Linked DNA regions of Homo sapiens: region 2 is linked to region 1. Evidence: read pairs that join two places in POLR2A ChIA-PET (ENCODE). Cell type or tissue: MCF 10A. All regions are shown on one strand.

Region 1 (8,000 bases):
TAAGCTTATGAGAAACTTGGATCTGCCTCTATGTAAGACTCTACAAAATAGTTCTTGATTGATTTAAAGAGCTCATAAAACAAGTCCAAGATGGAAAAAAAGTTATTAGCATTTCTTGTTAAAAATTAATGACATGATTTGATGGTCTTTGAGGTGTGTCAGTGTGGCTGGGGTATAGTCCTCAATTATTTAGTTAAACACTAATCCATATGTTGCTTGGAAGGTATTTTGTACAAGTGATGTATTAGTCTGTCCTCACAGTGCTATAAGGAAATACTGAAACTGGGTAATTCACAAAGCAATAATGGACTCACAGTTCTGCCTGGCTGGAAAGGCCTCAGGAATCTTACAATCATGGTGAAAGGGTAAGAGGCATGTCTTACATGGTAACAGATAAGAGAGAATGAGTGTGTAGAAGGAACTGTCAAAGACTTTGTAAACCATCAGATCTTGTGGGAACTCACTCACTATCACAAGAAGAGCATGGAGGAAACCATCCCCATGATCCAATCACCTCCCACCAGCTCCTGCTCTCAACACGTGAGGATTATGAGGATTACAATTCAAAATGAGATTTGGGTGGGGACACAGAACCTAACCGTATCATGTAATTAAGTTTATAATCAGTTAAATTTAAGTAAGGGAGATTATCCTAAATAATTTTTGTGGGCCTGATTCAATCAGGTGAAAGCTGATTTATTTTTCATGAGAGAAAAATAAATTCCACATGTGGTCCACAGCTTTAGCCAGTACCTGGCAGTTCTAGACTACCCTTCTTGAAGATCTGCCCTTCTTGAAGACTTACCCTATGGATTTAGAAATTGCCTAGCCAGCTCCTATAATCAAGTAAGCTAATTCCTTGCAATTATCATACTATATATCTCCTACTGGTTCTGCTTCTTTGGTTGAATCTTGATAACAAGCATTAGTTAACAATTAGCTCAATGAGTGTCAACAATGAGATGTAGTTATTTCAAAAGTTAATTCGCTCTTGTGTTGCTGATGATAGAGTCAGTGAGAGCTCAGTGATGCATTATCAGATCACACTGGAGTGTAGATTATTAGCCTGCAGACTTAATTTCCCATGCTTCTGGAGAGACAAGTTAAAATAAAACATGCATTCTTAAAGAAGGATTGCTGAACCACTGATCTGAAAGAAGTGTGGATTCCAAGGCTTTACACAGATATCTTAGTGAGGTAAAATTTAGGACTAATCATTATCCCTAGCAGATATTCAATATGATAAGTTTATTCATGTAACAAGTGCAGATTGAATTATAATCTTACTTATCTGTGCAAGGCAGCTTTAATTAGAAGCACCATCAGGAGAAAGATTGTTGTAGTTGTAGAGAGTGAGGTTTCTGGATTTACACTAAGTGGGTGAGAAATTGTGTTTCATCAACTACTAGCTCTGTAATTGGAAAAATTTATTTTGTTTATTTTATTTAAAAGCATTTATAAGAGCTTACTATGCACTAGGACTTGTTTTAAATACTTTACAGTTATTGAGTCATTTGATATTTAGAAAAGAGGCAGGGTTTTTATTATACTCATTTATCAGTTAAAGAAACAGGTATTAACAAAAGGCACCATAGAGTACCAATTAAGCACATAGACACTTGAGGGTGATTACTTGGGTATGAAGCCTATCTCCACCACTTTCTACTGATGTGACTCAGATGATCTATTTAAGCTACCTGCATCCATTTCCTCAACTGTACCATGTGATAACAATAGTATTTGCCTCAAAGAGTTATGGTATAATTAAATTGGAAAACATGTCAAGAAATTAGAACGATGTCTAGCACATAGTAGGTGTTCACATTATGTTAAGTATTAACATTGTCACCATTATTAAGATCATTGTTAATATTATTGTTATTACAGATGGGGAATCCAAGTCTCCAAGAAAATTAGTCACTAAGCAGAGGTGAAAGGACCAATAAGTGAAACAAGCTGAAATTAAATCTCAGTTTATCTGTCCCCAGATCTTGGGCTTTTCCAATTATATCCTGCCTTTTTATGGAGGATCACTGGCCTCTCTCCATGGATGACAACTCATAGCTTGTCAACTTCACATTGTTAGATGCAATTAGAAGCGGAGTGACTCCAGGAGTCTGAAAAGCAAAGTAGATGAGTTCCAAGCATTGATCATGTCTTGCAACAGATGTCTTCATTATGTAATTCCAGAGCAACAGAATCATGTCACACACAAATTTTCCAATTCAGCTTATTCCAACATTAGCTTAGCCTCAATTTTGTACACACACCCAGTTGGCTTCCCATTTGCTGATCAATGCCATAATACAGATTATGAAGACAAAGTACTTTGAGTCATGAAGAGAGTAAAATGACAGTTTTGGAAACACAGTATGGATATCCTTAGTCTCAGCCTTGCTGAGTTCCTGTATGTCACATTGTTTTATCACTGTTTTAAAATCTGTTCAAAATGTTCACACAGTTTTATGATGATCACTTCCAGGTCCTGTTTGCCTGTTCCTTATTCTCCTGCCTATTTTTTTTTTACAATGACCTATGTCTTCATGTTGACAAAAGATGATAGTGTGATACATTTTTCACTTGCACATAACTACATCTGTGACTTTTTAAAAATAAGATTTTCTGTAAACATCTTCTGTTCACAGAGAAAATTGTCCTTCTGGGAACTGTAAAAATGGGAAAATAAATAGAAAATGTACCAAACAGAAACAGAATTAACACTAATCCGACCGCTTTGCAAAGTTTCAGCAACTTCAGACTTGATTTCAAAAACTTCCTACTTGATTTCAGAATGAAGTATTAATTATGTGACGAAGTGAATAAAACCCAAAGTATCCCTTTAGAGAAGTTTCCCAAGGCCATCACTTTCTCAGCTGAATACACTTCTAATGTCATCATCCAGGGAAATGAGAGTTTCAGCATAAGCATTGTGCCCCCTGGAATCACAGTTATTAAGTCTGCCCTTCTCCTGTAGGAACTCCCTACTTCACCATGTTCTTTCTCTCCAGCAATCATGCAATGTTATTAAACTACAAGCAAATCTCAAATTACAAATACAAATTATCCAGCTACAAGCATTCTCTCTCACAGTATTCAGTTCAGGTTGGCACATTTCCACACATAATAGAAAGAATGTTGGAAGAAAATCAAAAGAGCTTGGCAAAAGTCCCAGTGCTAGCACTTTCCAGTTCTGTGACCTTGGGCAAGTCATTTGGTCTCACTGGTTTACAGTTTCCACATCTTTAAAACAGAAGATGATAATCCCCTCTGTGGCCGGTGTGAGGATCAAGTACAATATCTGTGTTTAAGCAATTTGGAACTTAATTCCATATAAAACAGAGGTATCATTTCAGTTGGCTTCCTTCCTCCTTTAGTTTCAAAACCCAAGAAAGCACAGTAAAATTTTAGAGTATACAATGAATGAATATATGAAGGGATGATTTGGGGTTAAATTTTGTTGTTGTTGTTTTTGTAGGTTAATTAACTGATCTATATATTTAACCAATAACTATTGAGCACCTACTGTGTCATCCCTACAATAATACTGGACCCAGAGAAGGCAGAAGGTCTCAGAAATAAGTAAGTTAACCATGCCAGTTTTCAGTGTACTTACTGTGTGCCATGGTAGGATGCACAGAATGGAATAGGATGCAACTAAAACATAATTGATTTGGATGGAGAAAATGAGGAAAGAAAGAAATAAGTGAGAATAATGAGACTGGACAAGTTAGTTGGGGCTTGGATCACTTTATAAAACACTTTATTCTTTTAATAAATTTTTTATGCTGATGTTCAGAATGTAAATATATTTGAAAAATCATTCTCTTCTGAGTTCCCCAATGATCACAATGCACTTAGGAGACTATGTAATATGTTTTATGTAATGCATCTGCCAAGAATCAACAAGCTAGTTTGTTGGAAGACATCTTTACTATTTAATGTCCTCAAAATTTGGAATTCCTTGCTTTATACTGTGAGCACAATTGCACAATTGGTATGACTATTACTTTCCAATTAGTCCAACTGAGATAAAGGTTTTATTGTTTTGCCAGGCTCATTAAATATAGATCTCCATATCTAACTTCTCACAGGGCTAGAACTTTGTTGTGGTCACTATAGCTACTTCCTGCCAGCTGCAGATAATCTGCAAGATCACATTTACATTTATTTTATACCACACCAAAATTTACAAATGCTGTATGTTTCTCCCAATAAGGAGGGCTGCCTTAGTTTTTATTCCAATATTTGGATTAGTTTACCATTTACTCACTTGACAGTAATTTTCTATTTACTCATTATTTTCATTGCTTCTATGTAACTTCTTCAAAATCAGAAGGTTGTTTCCGAACACTACCCACTCCCAAGTCCTTATTAATGAACACCTCATCTTCCAAGTTACTGTTCCAAGCATTTCAGGTTCTAAGCTCAGATAATGGTTAAAACCCCCAACTCGCAGAACCAGGAGAGACCCATCAAATTCTTCACAATGCACCTTTACCTCTGAGGCACTTGGAAGTTGCAGGTTGGTTAGGTGGGGTTCTCCCCACTCCTCCGGTTCTACGCAACCACATTTTTATATTATCTAACAATTGCTCCAACTGCAGGGAGATCAGAGTGTGCTAATTTGGATGTCATATAGCCAGGGATTCTGTAGTTCACCCTGAGGTCTGAACCAGATCTGTGACAGATGAACATCTCTCAATTAGAACAGCTCTGCCAGGTCCACAGCTGACCCGCTCCCACATGACTGGAGAGATATGAACTCTCCTTTGTTGCATTTCTACCCTCCTCTAGGGAAGTGGTCAGAAAACTTTTTAACATACGAACAATATCTAGTTTTTTTAATAGAAAACTTTTTCTGGTCCTGTACGTAGTAAATAATTTACATTTTGTAAGCCAATCCCCGTCACAATTATCCAACTCTGCTGTTGCACAAAATCACTCATAGACAATACCTAAACGTGAACTTCAGCAACGTGTCCAAGACCTCACAAGTAGTGAGTGACTGTGGCAGGATGAGAATCTACTGCTAATATTGAGTAATAATCACTTTACTGAATTATTTTGCTCAATATATATGAATTGAGGACCTGCTTGTGCCAAGAACTCTTCTGGACACAGATAAACCTCATCATATAGCTTATGATTTAATTAAATCAGCTCCTTCATATGGTTAAAATAATACCTGACAGCTTAAAATTAAAAACCTATTGTCTTTAAACACTCATTCACATCACCAGAGGCAGCTTCTTTTACCTACTTTTGTTTCAGGCCTTCAGTTAATCACCTCAATATCACTAAATACGCTTGTTTATGCATCTCTGTCATGATTGGTCAATTTTAGTGTGGATCTCTACTTCACTGAAGATGAAGATATTATTCCTTTTTCATTTCTTCTTATTATTTATGCTTTCTTCGAAATTTCAAGTATTTTGTTTTGTTCTGTTTTATTTTGAGACAGGATCTTGAGACTGGATCTCGCTCTGTTGCCCAGGCTGGAGTGCAGTGGCACAATCATGGCTCACTGAAGCCTTGACCTCCTGGGCTCAAGCGATCCTCCCACCTCAGGCTCCTGAGTAGCTGTGACTAAGGCGCATGCCACCACACTGGGCTATTTTTGTTTATTTTTTGTCATTATGTTGCCCAGGCTGATTTCGAACTCCTGGACTCAAGCAATCTGCCTGCCTCAGCCTTCCAAAGTGCTGGGATTACAGGCATGAGCCACTGCGCAAGGTCCCAAGCTTTTCCAGTGAGCTCTTTACTTTTATTTGTTGAAGTTTTCATATTTACATTTTGCTCTGTAATTCTAATTATATGTTCAGCTTTGGTAACTAGCTGATTTTAAATATTAAAAATGAAAGAACATATCATTATAATTTGTATAAGTTTGGAGCAAGTTCAGTACTATTCTACCATTTATTTTCTCCATGGGAGGAATATAACGTTTAATGGGTTCTCATTTATTATATACTGTAGGTAGTCTTTTAATTTAGTACTTAAACATAGACCATATCATTATATAGCAATCTTCTGAATATTCAATCTGAACTGAATGAATATTATTAATATTTAAATATATAAATAGGTAAATACATATGTATATTGACCAAAAGTTAGAAATGAACACTTTACAGAATCTTTGCATACTGTTCTAGGAATTGCAGTAATGAGATATATAGGCACTATATTTGAGACATGCAAAAGCTCTGCTATTTCTAAACTTCTATTTCTCACCACCATTTAAAAAATGTGATATGCACAATGTATTTTCTCTCTGTGACTACATTAGGAATAAAAGAGAAAAACACCCAGCAATATGAATTACATGTATTCATAATTTATTTTCAAAAACTAAGAATGTATAATAGAAATTATGATCTCTTGGTCAAACAAAATGTTATTATTATTTTAGTATGTTCTTTAATGAAAATAGATAAAAATAAGGTCTGTTTTCTAAATGGTGGTTTGTAGAAAAGACCCTAACTGAAGTTTGTTGTTATATTCTTTGGTTTTGTTTTTGAGATGACTTTTATTCTTTTCTATTATGAAGTTGTCATGTTCACCTTCACACTTGATGAGGAAGGATACCTCTGAAACCTGAGTGGTTATCGTCTTAGCACTTTCTGTCTTGTCTTGAGTCATAGGACAGCCTTCTATTTTAAAGAATAAATGACAATTATGCATTTCTAGCTACTTGGAAAACAATGTATTCATGATTTTTAAAATTACTAACAAAACTGCTTTTTGATATACCTGACTGTATCACCTACAAGTATTATCTCATTTGAAATTTAAAAAGAATCCATAAATAAGGATTTTCTTAGCATTTATTAATTATGTATTTTTATACTATTTCCATGAAAGTTATGATTTAAAGATGGTCAAGTGTTCATTTTAGCTCAATAGTTAATGGACTGATAATTTTTCTAGTTTAATTAAGGTATTTTGTTTTTACATAAGCATCTATAGGTTGACTCCTATCAAAATGACATTCTTTCAAAGTAACTTTCTTATATTTGAGGAAAAGTCACTTTTACCTAAACATTATGTGTTTGCTCACTAAAATGCCAACTTCAATAATTTTTTTATTAAAAATCATCACATAATAAATTAATCACATTCAATGTGCAGGTCTTTGAAAAGGACTTTGTATGGCATGGGGAATTTTTTTTAAAAGAAAAGAGCTAGAAAAAATGTTAGTGCCAAGGAGATTTCTTTAAAAACAGAAGATGACAGCCTATTTCTTGACTTTCTATTTGCCTTTATTAATTTTCTTCAGGCTCAAGAAGACAACACAGAATAGACGGCTGGAGAAAAGGATTCCTTGCTATTTTTCTGTTCTTAGTCTAACTAACACACTTCAAAACAATCCTGATATGGGCCTGTTAAACATTTTGCTAGTAGCCCTACGAAAAATTGTTGTAAAAATGCATGGTGCTACATGATGAAATGAGTTTGTTGACAATTTTAGTACATTGTGATTAAGTTTCAATAGAAGGAGAATGTGCCTGGAAGATCTCATTGTCAAGTCTTGTAAAGAGATAAGTAATTTAGAGATTCTTGCATTTTAAAAAGTGACATTGGGAAATTACTATCCCTTGAGAGACAAGTCAGATGTAATAAACAAAAGCAGCAAACTTTTGAGTTATCTGTTTATATTGACGATGATATGCAATTTTTTAGCATTTCTTTTTAACAAAAACTTCCATGCATTTCTTTCCCTAAAGAAAGGTATTAAAATGCCAGTACCTTAGTATGCACATATAACCTTACAATAATACTCCCCAGAAAATATTAAGAAAATCAATAAAGAAATCAATATTAGTCTGGAGTCTGAAAGAGTTGCAAACTACATTGATGGCTTCCCTTTTATGTGTTTGGAAAAATTGATTTCAATTGCCTTGTTACTGATTCTTAGAATTTCATTTAAAACTTTTTCTTTCTCTCTTTCTTCAAGACTCAGCAGGGACACGATACTGTGAATTAAAATTCAGACAGTG
Region 2 (8,000 bases), 370 kb before region 1:
ATACAGAGATTTATGAAAAGACGCTAACAGCCTGTCCCCGTGCCATCATTGAAAAGGCTCACTGGGTATTCAATAATAAGAAGGGAAAAAAGCATAAAGAGGCAAAAATTACATTTAAATCAACATGGCAAAAGGTTTCCATGGTACAAAGAAAAATTAAATCAAACAGTGGGATTCTTTTCAATACAGGCCTTTAAGAAAATGGGCAAGATGTAATGTGCTCTGTTTGTCAGACAAGCGACACAGTTAATCAGTGCTAATTGCCCAGGATTGGCCTCTCAGTTATGTCAGTCAATTAAAGCACATTCTAATATCTACTGACCAAACCCCCCTATGTGGTAGGTAGGCAGAAAAACAAAAGGCATATACAGTGGGTCCTTCTCTTAGTTGGGAAAAGAAATCAATACTGATTTAGTTGTAGCAGAATTGAGCTATTTTGTCTGCAGTCTTTTTATCTACAAGGCCCCCTGGCCATCAGTGTGGGAAAACATTCATGGAACGAATGCATTTAGCAAGAGTAATCATCATCATCGTGAAGTGCTTGTCAGAAATGAAGACAAAATGCAATTAGGCTAGATTTACAGTTGGACCAATAATTACCACTCAGATGTTTCAGCTGAATGGAAAATACATGATTCCAAACCATGACATTTGTGTTCGATTGCCTTCTCCTCCTTTCTCTTGTGATCTCTAACCCTCCTCCATTTTCTTTTCTTTCTTTCTTTTTTCATTTATAAAATATGTCAGTCATGATGTACCACAGCTGAATAATTGTCATAGAGTCAAATGCTTGCAGATGGTTAATGGAAACAGAAAATTAAATGAACAGCAGTAAAGAAACTCATACAAAATTAAAGAACTCTATTGCAAATTTAAAGGGTCATTTGGTTTCATCAAAAATCAAATAATATGAATATGTTATCCTCTGCATGAAAGAGACTATGTTAAATTATTTTGAGAGCTGAAAAATGAGCAATCAATGGTGTGCTAATGAAATTTGTGAAAAAATCATTTTTTTCACATATTGAAATATGCCATAAATTGTCATTTACTTCCTGCAGAAGAAGGCCTACTTTGGGAGATCACTTTTTTTGTTTTGTTATGTTTTATTTTATTTTACCTCAGCTTATTGTTTATTTAAATGGTCACACTGATGATAGGACTTGAATCAAGTTAGTGGGATTAAAGTAAGCAGACTTCTCTCTGAGTTGCAAATAATAATAATAATAATATGCTACTCTATCATAAAAGTATCTTGTCTGAAATATTTTCCTCGTATGACAGAAAACGAACAATTCATATTATATTCATTAAATGTCCAAAGAACCAAATCAATGACCTAATAGACCTGCAAAGATTTAAGATGGTTTAGGCCAACTAAGCTCTCACCCACCTGGCATTTTTCAAACATGTAATTGATAAAACTTTTGTGAAAGTAAAAACTGTCTTTCTGGTGAAGCATTAGATATGATGTTGCATGGTGTCATTCAGAAGTGAATTTCAGTTACAGATTCTTTAAAAATAGATCAATATTACAAAGCATTACATTCTTTATTCACTCCTTTTTATTTTTCATTATCCTCTTTATTCTCTGGGAAACCCAAAGTCAATATGAAATGTCTTTGTCCATCATAGAAATGATTTTCATCTTTGATGGTTGTTCATGTCAAAGAGAAAGAAAAATAAAGACATATAATGAGTCTTCAATGAAAATAACTCAAACATTTGTGACATTGTCATGAATGACTATATAATAGCTGAATATTTTTAATGACTAACAAATCTTAGTGGGTATTTGAAAGTGAGTCAATTTTTCACAAAAAAAAAAACAAGGCTGTAAAATATTCCAAAAAGAACAGCTTTCAAAAGGTTAAAATATTTTTTTTTACAAATCCCTTAAGATAAATCATGGTCTTTTCAAATGCAAAACAAAAATGTATTTTATCTTGCATTAATGAGTAGGAAAAAATATTATAAACACACTTTTTTCAATGATCCTTGATTGATTATTTAAATCAATAAAAGCATTTCATTTTTTCCCCTCTCAAACTCTGAGTTTATATGTAAAATTGGACTTCACATAAAATTGATGCACAGGTGAAATATTTTCCCAACTTTTCATTTGACAAAGTACAAAATTCTTTATTTTAAATGATATCTAGCAAAGGTAAAGTTTAGTTGTTAGTTATTCTGGGTTAAAATAAGATAGGAACAAATATAGCTCAACAATTTTGAACTCTTTGTATAAATAAGTTATAATTAAATATTCAATTTTATTGAGTTAAAGCAGTTTTTTCTATATTTTTCAAATAGAACCCCACTTTTTAAGATTTGTCTGCCCTTTTTCTAACTACACCTCTTTAATACCTTCATTTTTAATGTAACATTGATATAGTTTTCACTTGAAATCCAGCCATCTCAACACTAAACATAGAAGCATTATCTATATAATATCCAACAATAGTGCTCTTTGCAGATTCATCACTATAAAGTCATTTTTTATAGATGAAATTGCAGTAGGAACAATGTCACTAGTCCCAATTGTTAGTATTTTTTTTTTACTTTTCAAATAAAATGCGAGAAATGTTTATGGCAGGAGCAAATGTCTTCATTTTGATGTATTAAACTGCAATTTCTACAAATACCTCAGCCCTACTGATTTCCTATACTTAAGAGCTCAGAGTGCAGTGCATGGGTATGCCTGATACATTGTATATTTTCATAAATACATTCCCTTTTTGATAAGTATATTCCCTTAAATTAATAACATACCCCTGCTTCATGGGTTTTTTGGTTTGTTTGTTTGTTTCTTTGTTTGTTTGTTTTGAGACGGAGTCTCGCTCTGTCTCCCAGGCTGGGATGCAGTGGCACCATCTCGGATCACTGCAAGCTCCGCCTCCCGGGTTCACGCCATTCTCCTGCCTCAGCCTCCTGAGTAGCTGGGACTACAGGCACCTGCCACCACGCCCGGCTAATTTTTTGTATTTTTAGTAGAGACGGGGTTTCACTGTGTTAGCCAGGATGGTCTCAATCTCTTGACCTCGTGATCCGCCCCTCTCGGCCTTCCAAAGTGCTGGGATTACAGGCGTGAACCACCGCGCCCGGCCCCCTGCTTCATGTTTGAGAGGAAAATCTAATTTGTTTATACTAATATTTAGAGCACGCTTCCGGATTCAGTATGGCTACTGGATGCTAAGGAAATGTTTCTTTAGCAGTTTGAGATTCTGTGGTTGAGACACATACAAGAAATAAATTAAGTACAAAAACATCCGTTGAATTTTTAGGAACTCTCAAGGTTTTAAAGAGATGCAAGCAGATGACAGTGAATGCTGTGTTACTCTGCCTGGGTCTACCCTCAGGGCAAGGGCGTGCGTTTCCCCAGCTGCCAGGAATGTTTGCCACTAACAGCTCACAGCTGAGTTCATCTCCTGTTATTACCCTTTACCTAAGGGAGCGGCCTCCAAGAGAAACTTGTTTGCCCTCAACTCAGTCTGCATCTGGTGAGTAATGTGGGTGTAAGGAATCGACACCCTTGCGTCTAATCCAGACATCTCTAAAAGACCACCCCGGTTTCAATGCTCCTCATGAGACCAGATGAAGCCATCATTATTAACTCCTTAATTTGTCCAATACTGCTTCACTTATTTCCTCATGGGGTTGCCTCTGAGAGCAAGCCCCGGTAAACTTCTTCCTTATACATCTTAATCTCAAAGTCTGATTCCTAGAAACCCAAGAGATTTTGATTTGAATTTAAATAACAGGCGGAGTTTGAAAGAATAAAGAGATGGAGGGAACGCATCATAACCTGGTATGACCTGGATCAACATAAACAAAGGTGAGAAAGTGGATGTTTATCATATTGTAAAGTGACTCTGGTCTGATAATCTGTGGGATTTTCAGGGAATTATTTCAAATGAGAATGGAGAAGATGGGTGCCCATGAAATATGAAAGGCATTAAAATCCATGTAAAGGATTCTGATTTTATTGAGTAGATGTTTGTGAGTCACTCTAAGACTTGAATAAAAATGCAGTTTGTAAGGAAGCTTAGCAGGGCAAGAACATTCAGTAAGAAATAGTAAGGAATGAAGCCACAAATCCACATCTTAGAGATGAAAGTCTGTATAGGTAGTAATAGAAAGGGTGAAATTTCTTTCTTTCTTTTTCTTTCCATTTTCTATGCCTTCCACCACCCCCGTGTGTGGGTGTCTGTGTGTGTGTGTTTGTGTGTGTCTGTGTGTGCATGTGCATGTGTTACGGAAAAAGAGAAAAAAAGTCTTGTGGATACTTTCTGAAGTATAAATAAGTCTTTTGATGACTCCTCTGTTTTGAGTTGTTTTGCCATATCTGACATCAAAGAGGTAAATTGCCTGATATATTTTTCTTTTCATTACATAGTTCACATTTCTATCTTGTGACGATAGTAATGAAAAAATTAAACAAACATGAAAGAAAGCCAGAGGAAGAAGGAGGCTAATGAAAGGGCCTGGATAATGGTACATAAATGGAATGATCGACTCTGGCATAACTGAGAGTTAATTGTTTTACTTTAACTCAACTTGCACTCTGTGTCCAAATCATCTCCCCAGGATACAAGTTGAATGACAAAACACCCAATGGAAATAGTGAATTTTCTATAATTGAATTTCCTCTTCACCATACCTCAAATAAGACACTAGGTGCTCACCACATACCTTGTTCTCCAGGAGCTATTTCAATATTGTTCTTTCTCACTAGAAGCAGTTTGAAGTTGCCATTGATATAATAAAATCCGACATCTTTCAATGAATCAGCATAAATAGGTCTTTATTAATAGCCAAATAAAAACCCTAGAAACATATTTCTTTCAGTCTCATCGTTGCTCTCATATACAACAGGTATTTCTATTTATTTATAATTTCTTCAAAATTAAGATGCACAACTCAGATTACAAGAGTTTAAATTTCCACCTACTTAGTTACTCTAAATGTAATCCCAAGTCTCCTATTTTCCAGAAATTCTGCTTTGCATGATTATAAAAAGTTTGAGTCCTGACAAAACCCCTTATTTAAAAAAAAATAAGCAAACACTTATTCAAAAAGTTTAAAAAGAACACAATTCTTTGTTTCACAAGACATTGACTTGTATAAACATTATCAAATAGCAGTCAGTGTTGTTTCTCCTTGCCTGACATATGTAGGCATTTAATACTGAACACTCATGTGCTCTGTTGCTCTTTTCCTTGGTTGTCTTTGTGTGGGTTGGGGAGGGGGTGTGGGGGGGGACACAGAGTTTCGCTCTGTCACCCAGGCTGGAGTGCAGTGGCACAATCTCGGCTCATTGCAACCTCTGCCTCCCTAGTAGATGGGATTACGGGCATCTGCTACCACACCTTGCTAATTTCTGTATTTTTAGTAGAGATGAGGTTTCACCATGTTGGCCAGGCTGGTCTCGTGCTCCTGGCCTCAAGTAATCACTCAGTGCTGGGATTACAGGTGTGAGCCACTGCACCAGGCTCCCCTAGTTTTCCAGGAGTGTTTTCACCTGATTTTGTGATCAAGCATAGGAAATTGTAACTGTTTTTCTCCCCTATGTCTATTTTCTTGTTATAATTGTATAAAACATCTTGTACAAAGTGAATAAGACATTCATATAATATGAAATTCATTCAGAGAATTCCAATATTGCCCTGGGGTATGTTCACCTCACTGCTGCTGTACCTCCCTTCTGGCCACCACATTGTTCTTTGTAGATTCAAGTTTGATTGTTAGAACTCAAGTCAGGCAGTCAGTGTCTGAAAATCCTTAGCATTCTCCAGAACTCTTTTTATACTGATTCCTCCCCTACAAAAGGGCTTTTGCAGGGAGGATGGGGAGAGAAGAAAGAACAGGATTAGAGACCCTTTTAAAGTCACTCACCACCAAGGTGAGGAAAAATGACTCCTAAGTCAGAGGTAAGGTTATCAGCTGAAATAGATGACAGTGATTTTCTTCAATCTAGGTCATTTTTATTATGCTGCTGAAGTTTCTTTTCTCATTACAGAGAGCTTATCAAGAAAATGGTACTAAAATTGCCAGAGTATTTTTGTTTGATATAATTAAGAACTTCAATTCAAAGAGGAATTAAATAATGAAACAAGGTTATATAGAACTGTGGACATTTAATAATATAATGAAGGTTTAGGAACCTAAAGTGTCTGCTTACTTAGATAATTACATCAGATAATTTACTTTGAGAATCAGTCAGTGTTTTTCAGGTGTTTAAAACTCATTCCAATCAGTGTCAATTGATTGATTCTGAAAAGAAAATTTTTATCTTAGCTGTGTTGTGATTGGACTAAAATTTTCAAGGCAACTGGAATTTAAGTGGATAATCTCATGGAGGCTAATTTGTATTTGATAACTTAATATGCACATAAAACATAGTAAGATATGGGTCCAACCATTGCTTGGGGCTATTGCAGGAGTATGACAATTAAATAATAAGTATAAGCAATAATAATAAAAATTTCACAGAGCATATTTTATGTTTAAGGCACTGCGTGAAGCCTGTTTTTATATTACATCTATTCATTCACCTCATTTAATATAATTTCAAATAGCCTTTACTTGGGATTTCTTTTTATCATTGCCTGAAGTTTTCTTCTTAGAGTCATTTATTTGGGTTACACAACATAGATAGGGAAGCATACCACAGCCAATATTAAATTCCCTAATTAATTTGAACTGTGATTCTCTGGAAGAGACTCTGTACTTGACATGTGTAGGAAATAGAAAGTCATGTCTTTGGCAGTTCATGATTCTACTGATAAGTATCTGATGGAGCTACAGAAAATTATAGAACATTTATATACCTTGAATATGAAAATGCATTCAGCACTAGGTAACATGCGGTTTAGAAATTTTTCTGTTGTTTAGATGTTCAAGAGCACAGGTCCTTCAATTATTAGTAATAGCTCTGAAAAGATGTAATACATGATAGGTTAGTTTCCTTGAGCTTTTAGGGATGGAATTCCAGAAGATAGCAGAGATGGTAGGAAGACAAGTGATGCCTGAATGTCACAAGACACAGTATTAGCTTGAGAGAGGAAGCAAAGAACAATTATTAGGAAAGTCACCAGAGAAAAATATCTAATCACTCTGCCAACAGAATGGTAGGCACCTTATACCACACATCTCCTAAGGACTAAGTAACAAGACTAACATTTGAGTTCCCTTTCTCTAAAGAGGCCCTGGTCACTAAGTGCAACCTTTCTACCATCTCAAAACATGTTTCACTCCTCTACCATCTCAATTCCAGCCGAGAGGATGAATGGCTACTAGACACAAAGTGTTTCTAGGGCAGCCTCATCTTAGGGCAGCTGCAATGATTAGATGCCATCAAAATATTAGAGGATTTGTTATTAAAACAAAAACAACAGGGCGCAATTACAAGTCTCAAATGTAATACTTGCTTCATTTCCTAAGTGAGGGAAATGTCTGTAAATACATCCCTTGCATATATTCAATTTGATTTACTCAAAAATTCTTAAAAACTGTCCCTTTATAGCTGATGAAAACTATTGTGAACTATGGAACTTTCTTCACAAAAACACAGCTGCAAAAGTGTCAAGGCTTAAGTTCTTGTGTGGCAGTTTCTCTAATTTAAATTGTGGAGATGTCTTTAGACAGAAGTTGGTTTTGGAAATGACTATTCAGCCCAAAGCAAGCTTCAACGTTAGTTCTTTTCTGAATATTTCTTTGACTAGTCTTATTTGTTTAATCATGCTAACAAGTTATAGGTAGATAGGTGAATTTATTTTTCAATAACATGTTAACTGAAGCTTCAGATTTAGATTTCTTTACACACTGGTGTTTTCATAAGTTTACAAAGTGAGCCTTGAAAATGCCTGAAGGGTACCTAAATATTGCTTACCCAGAATATAGTAGATAATAGAAATAGACTTGCTTAACTTCAGGCTAAATGTCAGGGAATTTTTATATTCACTCTCCATTATTAAGGATTGAACCAGCTGAAGAATAGT

What was found. ChIA-PET counts read pairs that join two places held together with the same protein. Peaks named below come from ENCODE experiments on the same cell type or tissue, not always from the same donor. Only the 100,000 strongest peaks of a DNase experiment are listed, where the experiment ranks them.
Region 2: POLR2A ChIA-PET joins it to region 1 with 5 read pairs; 1 of 35 experiments calls an interaction of 5 or more read pairs at or near these places.

What each region holds. Positions count from the first base shown.
Region 1 is chr5:104,535,767-104,543,766 of GRCh38, reverse strand. No RefSeq gene overlaps it. Among named protein-coding and RNA genes, the nearest start is that of NIHCOLE, 460 kb to the right of the region's middle. In MCF 10A, no CTCF peak of the experiment used is centred here; a DNase peak (open chromatin) is centred at 3,146.
Region 2 is chr5:104,906,497-104,914,496 of GRCh38, reverse strand. No RefSeq gene overlaps it. Among named protein-coding and RNA genes, the nearest start is that of NIHCOLE, 830 kb to the right of the region's middle. In MCF 10A, no CTCF peak of the experiment used is centred here; a DNase peak (open chromatin) is centred at 3,396.